Linked DNA regions of Homo sapiens: region 1 is linked to region 2. Evidence: read pairs that join two places in POLR2A ChIA-PET (ENCODE). Cell type or tissue: A673. All regions are shown on one strand. Each heading gives the region's core, and the rest is flanking DNA. Links, peaks and the distances in the headings are about the cores only. Region 1 has its middle 170 kb from the start of ATF7IP. Region 2 overlaps RERG (RAS like estrogen regulated growth inhibitor).

Evidence for each region. ChIA-PET counts read pairs that join two places held together with the same protein. Peaks named below come from ENCODE experiments on the same cell type or tissue, not always from the same donor. Only the 100,000 strongest peaks of a DNase experiment are listed, where the experiment ranks them.
Region 1: POLR2A ChIA-PET joins it to region 2 with 9 read pairs; 1 of 35 experiments calls an interaction of 5 or more read pairs at or near these places.

The regions. Positions count from the first base shown.
Region 1 is chr12:14,192,632-14,195,551 of GRCh38, reverse strand. No RefSeq gene overlaps it. Among named protein-coding and RNA genes, the nearest start is that of ATF7IP, 170 kb to the left of the region's middle. In A673, for the core only: no CTCF peak of the experiment used is centred there; a DNase peak (open chromatin) is centred at 1,711.
Region 2 is chr12:15,185,285-15,188,204 of GRCh38, reverse strand. The region is part of intron 2 of RERG (RAS like estrogen regulated growth inhibitor); the gene reads left to right. Among named protein-coding and RNA genes, the nearest start is that of RERG, 35 kb to the left of the region's middle. In A673, for the core only: no CTCF peak of the experiment used is centred there; a DNase peak (open chromatin) is centred at 1,394.

The DNA.
Region 1 (2,920 bases), core at 167-2,666, 990 kb after region 2:
CTCCGGGGTTCAAGCAATCCTCCCACCTCAGCTTTCTGAGTAGCTGGAACTACAGGCATGTGTCACCACGCTTGGCACTTTTAAAATTTTTAGAAGAGACAGGGGTCTCCCTCTGTTGTCCAGGCTGGTCTCGAACTCCTGAGCTCAAGTAATCCTCCTGCCTTGACCTCTCACAGTTCTGGGATTACAGCAGAAATTCTTAACTGAATTGGAGATATACATTTTCGTTGGCTTATTGTCTATTAGACTGCTAAAATTCAGCACACTACTCCATTCCTGGGCACCAAAAGTAAGCAAATCTCTGCTCCTCTTCCTTTATTTTTGATCCAGATGGGTGGCACTACTGTCCATCTTAAACTGCTCACACCTGAAATCTGAAGCCTTCTTAGATGACTTTTCCTTGCTTGGCCCTCCGCATTCAGGAAAATTGATTTTACTTCCTAGACACGCCTTCAGTCTGCCTCTCCTTTACATTGCCACAGCCACTGCCTTGGATCAGCCCTCCACCTTCATTTCCGGTACTGATGCAATGGCCTCCTGATTGTTCTCCTACTTCTGGGCTCACTCTCTGCTCTTCGCCCTCCACACCAGTGTCTGGGCGATCTATTTATAAAGTAACCCTCGACAGCGTCATTCCTCTGCAATACTCATGGCCTCGAGGAAAAAAAGTCCGAGCTCTCAAGTGTGGTGGGCAGCGTACTTCATGGTCTGACTCTACCTGTTCTTCGGACTCTGTTCCTTCCTGAATTTCCTGGGGCAGGCTTTCTTAGGCACCTGGAATGTCACATCTCTGCCTGTGCCTGAAATACCCTTCTCTCGTCTGCCTAGGCGCTGTCTCTATTCTAAAGGCCCTCTTTTATTTGGAGCTTCTCCCTCTTCTACTCCCATCTTCACCCCCCAGCTGAGTTAAGTGCTTCTTTCTTTCTGTACCATAATCGCTTGACATCTCAGCAGCACTGCCAGTCACGCCATTTTATACCGCTCTATTTTCTTGTTCAAGATCATGTGGACTTTTTATGCGCATAAGTTTTACTTTAACACTTACAAATGGCTTTCCCAACGCTATTTCCTTTGATCTTCATGGTACTCCTTTTGTCCTTGAATTGTGTATAAAACCCTAAAAACTAACAACAACAACAACAACAACAACAACGAGTCTGAAACAAAGTTTATACGTTAACACTTTATTTGGAGTGGAATTCCAGGGCAGCAAGAGTGAAGGAAGAAGGAAGGAGGGAATTCAAGCAGGGAGGGAGGGTAGGCAAACATAAGGTGGCATCTTTCTTATCCTGCAGATCACTATTTCACAAAGACACAGCCAAGCCCATCATACAAGGCATCTCCTGAGAGGCTGCATAGATCCATTGAGACCCAGAACAGACCATTAGGTTTGGAAAGGTGGAAAAGTAAGTGATTTATTCGTCAGTGGCTTCTTATTTTGTGCTTTTCATTGGACAAAATTTAACGATTTTTTTTTCTCTTTCTTTATTTCTTGCTTTTTAAAAATTTTCAGAGCAGAAGAACTTGACCATCTAATTATTTTTAAATTTCCCAGACCTCCAGGGTGTTATTTGCCTCCCCACCCGCCCCCGTCGCCCACTTTTCCCCGGCAGCTGCTGGGGAAGCCAACAGCTGGGTCCGGTCGGGTAGAACTTGGGCGCCTAAGCAGCCAAGGCTCCTGCTGGGGCAGAAACAACGCAGCTGTGTGGAAGCTCAGCGAGTGGCATGAGGAGAGGAAGCAACTGCAGTGGCAGGGGGCTGTCACTTTGGCAAGCTGCCAAGAGGCCAGGGCAGGTTGGATCAAGCAATTCTTTTTCTCTAATTGAGATTTTATTGGTTGTGTTGGGGATCAGTACGTACACAGACATTTCACAATTTTGCACACAATTTGTACACAATTTTGTACCAAAAATCTAAAAAGCCATGTATTGTAAGCGTTAAAAACAGATATTCTCATGACTTTGCCGCTTGAAATTTGAAGGCCAAATTTCCTTAAGATATCAAATGCCAGTGTCTTCAAATGTGGATAACCTGTTACGTAAGTACCATCAATGAACAATTTTATATCATAGACACTACGTACTGAAATTTTCAATCTTTCACAGCACATTAACAAAGTTCCTAGGAAAACAGGACCACCACAACCAAAGATGCTACAGAGCACACGTGGTTTTGACAGGGAGAGCCACCATCAAGGAGTAGTTGTCTTTTTTTATTGAGACAGAGTCTTGCCCTGTCACCCAGGCTGGAGTGCAGTGGTGCAATCTCAGCTCACTACTATCTCCACATCCCAGGTTCAAGCAATTTTCCCGCCTCAGCCTCCCAAGTAGCTGGGATTACAGGTGGGTGCCACCACACCTGGCTAATTTTTTGTATTTTTAGTAGAGATGGGGTTTTGCCATGTTGGCCAGGCTGGTCTCGAACTCCTGACTTCAGATGATCCACCCGCCTCAGCCTCCCAAAATGCTGGGGTTACAGGTGTGAACCACTGCACCTGGCCCAAGGAGTGGTTTTCTTAGGAAACAATTCTACTAAAAAACAACACGGGAATAGGATTAAAAATGTTCAAGACATTAAGTGCGGGACTGTGACTCCATATTGCCATGTAGTATGCTTTCTATTATAGGATATAAAAACTATCCCCCATTTGTGGAATATGAAGCCGACACCCAAGACAGTCAAAGTCTCCTGTAATCCAGTATTCCACATTATTTGCTGGTTGTACCAAAAATAAATAACTAGCAAATAATTTCATCTCTGAAATAAAAGCATTCACACTTAAAAAAAATGAGATGAAGAGGGATTCCCTCCTTCTTAAAAATGTTTCTAGAGGCTGGGCACGGTGGCTCGCATCTGTAATCCCAGCACGTTGGGAGGCTGAGGTGGGTGGATAACCTGAGGTCAGGGGTTCCAGACTAGC
Region 2 (2,920 bases), core at 165-2,664:
GCTGGAAATACATGAACATTGGACTGGTGAACAAGGAACAGGAGTTAAGGCCTTGGCTTTCTCACTAATTAGCCACGTGGCCTTGCAAACCTAGTAATTCATCTCTCTGGATATCTATTTCTCATCCTTAAGATACAAGTATTTCCTGTTGAAGGACCCATTCTAGCTCTGGAACTCTATAACCCAGTTTGGTGTTCTCTATAATTTACTCCACTGGGAAAAAATTCTCCATGTCCTCCTATGTTCAGTATTTATTTCCTGATAATAAAAGGGAGAACAATATGTAGTCTCATAAAATTATAATAAAGTCTGTAATTCATCTAGTATAACTCAAGAAAAAGTTCTCAGCCAGGCACGGTGGTTCACACCTGTAATCCCAGCACTTTGGGAGGCCGAGGCGGGTGGATCACTTGAGGTCAGGAGTTCAAGACCAGCCTGGCCAACATGGCAAAACCCTGTCTCTACTTAAAGTACAAAAAATAGCTGGGTGTGGTGGCGGGTGCCTGTAATTCCAGCTACTCGGGAGGCCGAGGCAGGAGAATTGCTTGAATAAGGCAGGAAAATGTTGCAGTGAGCCAAGATTGCGCCGTTGCCCTACAGCCTGGGTGACAACAGCAAAACTCCATCTCAAAAAAAAAAAAGGTTCTCAGAGCATTTATTTTTGCTATTAAGAATAGCTAAATGACTAAGAAAATGTAGTAAATATGTTTGGCCTTAATTCATGTTTGTAGCTGACATTGTCAAACTTAAGACCCATCAGTGTTATGGCTGGTCACCAAATAAAGTGTGAACAAGTAAGCAATTGTGCTAAGACCCCAGACTTAAGGAGTTTGCTGGCTTCTAGTCAAATCACATTTAGTTTGTATTAATATAGTTAGACTTTGGATGTGCTAAGTACTGCATTTACTCTTGGGCACATTTTAAGCTTTGCTTTCCAACAAGAGTAGTGTGTTTTACTAGTATTCAGCATTGTGCCTTACTCCTACTTGTTGCCTTGAGAGCTGGTTCTACCCCTCTGCTCTTGAAAGGTCAATTTTCAGAGTCTATTTCCTCCCACCATCTCCTCAAAGATTATCTTGGTCGTAACTTCCAGTTTAGCCTGAAATAGTGGAAAAGTTTTATCCATCGTTAAGATAGTTGAATAGTGAGTGTGATGAACTAGATAGTCTAATTATCTCTGTAGGAATCTTAATTGAAATCAAATTATCCCCATGTTAATTTTTTTCTAATAAGAAGAAAAAGAGGAAAACAAGCCAAGCACCCAAGTTCTCCTCCATTTTCTGCTTAATAGTGAAGTTAACAAGAAGCTTTTCCTGAGTATTATTCATTGACTGGGATCATATTGGCTGTCCCCAGGGCCATCGACTCTTCCCAGCTGCTCCATTAATCTCTGGGAAATCCCCAGTGCTGCAACTGTCACTGTATAATTAAATGCTTTGTTATTTTCTGCATGGTCCTGTACTTTGGCAGCTTATTTTCATTAAATAGCAAGGCCTGTTCTTTGTCATTTATCCCATATGGCTGTGAAGAAGTGGCCTCCAAATCTTTCTTTGTTTGATTCCTTCTTCTAAATTAATGTTTTCTCCTCCTCCTTTTTCACTTCCTCCTTCTCTTCTTCCACCTTCTCTTCTTCCTCCTCCTCTTCTCTTCCTCTCCTCCTTGCTCTTCTTCTTTTCTTCCTGGTCTCTTTGACTCAAAGCCAGACTATCTAAATAATATATCAGATTGATATAAACTATTTTTTATCTTCCTTTTAACCTCTTCTGAGTAGAGAAAATTTAAAACATTAGAATTAAATGTACATTTTTAATTTTTTAAATTTTTCCTGCAAAGGTTAATCTTTGACTGGAGCACATGGCCCAGCAAACATCCAGACAAAATGAATTGCTATAAATGCTGAACAGGAAAAAAATAAATAATTTCACTTCCTGATGTCATCATGCTACTGATTTATATATAATATAAAATATAATGTATTTTTAAATATAATTTGTATAGCTATTTGGGTATCCTCTGAAATAATGTATATAAGAGAAAGCTTATCTATTCCTCTAAGATTTGGTAAAACATGACTAAAACATTTTTCTAAGTCTTGTTTGTTCAACTTTTTAATGGTCATTGGTCATTGAAAAACAGTTTTCCAGGCTTTCTCAGTTCAATTTTTGATGTTATATTTTTCTAAAATATTGTCCATTTTTATATCTTAATATATGTTGGCATAATTTGCTTCATAGTATTCTCAAATATTTTTATAAATATCTACTCTATCTGTAGTCATTCCTCAAATTTTTAATTTTTTTCTTCTGTTCTTTTTTCTAATCAGTCTTATTAGTGTTTTATCAAATTTATGTTTTGTATTTTTTTTTCTTTTCAACTTTTGTTTTTGTTTAGGGGATACACGTGCAGGTTTGTTATATGGGTAAATTGCATGTCACTGAGGTTTGGTGTACAAATGGTCTCGTCACCCAGGTAGTGAGCATAGTTTTTGACCCTCACCCTCACCCTCCTCTTACCTTTCCCCCTCTAGTAGACCCTGGTGTCTAGGGCCATAACCTGATAATATGGGAAGGAGTTTAAAATAATTATTTTCCCCCAGAGAGCCCAACTTCAGAATTTTCCCTTAAAATACCGTACTGTTGCTAAAAAATGACGCAATTACTTTCATACAGGTTGGAGTGTTTCTTGACACTAACTGAGGTGTCTTCACCTAGCGGGAGGTAGGGGCATTCCAGGAGATCCAGGGGAGTGAGGGATTCTAAGAGCAGGTAGCCACTCTGCTCTGAATCACATTGCAAGCTCCCTAAAGAGCTTCTCTGTGAGTTTCTGAGTCCCCTGTCCATTGATTCTCAGTTTTGGGGTGTACATTACAATTATGTGAGAGCTTTAAAAATCTTGATGTCTAGGCCACGGTTAAGAATAT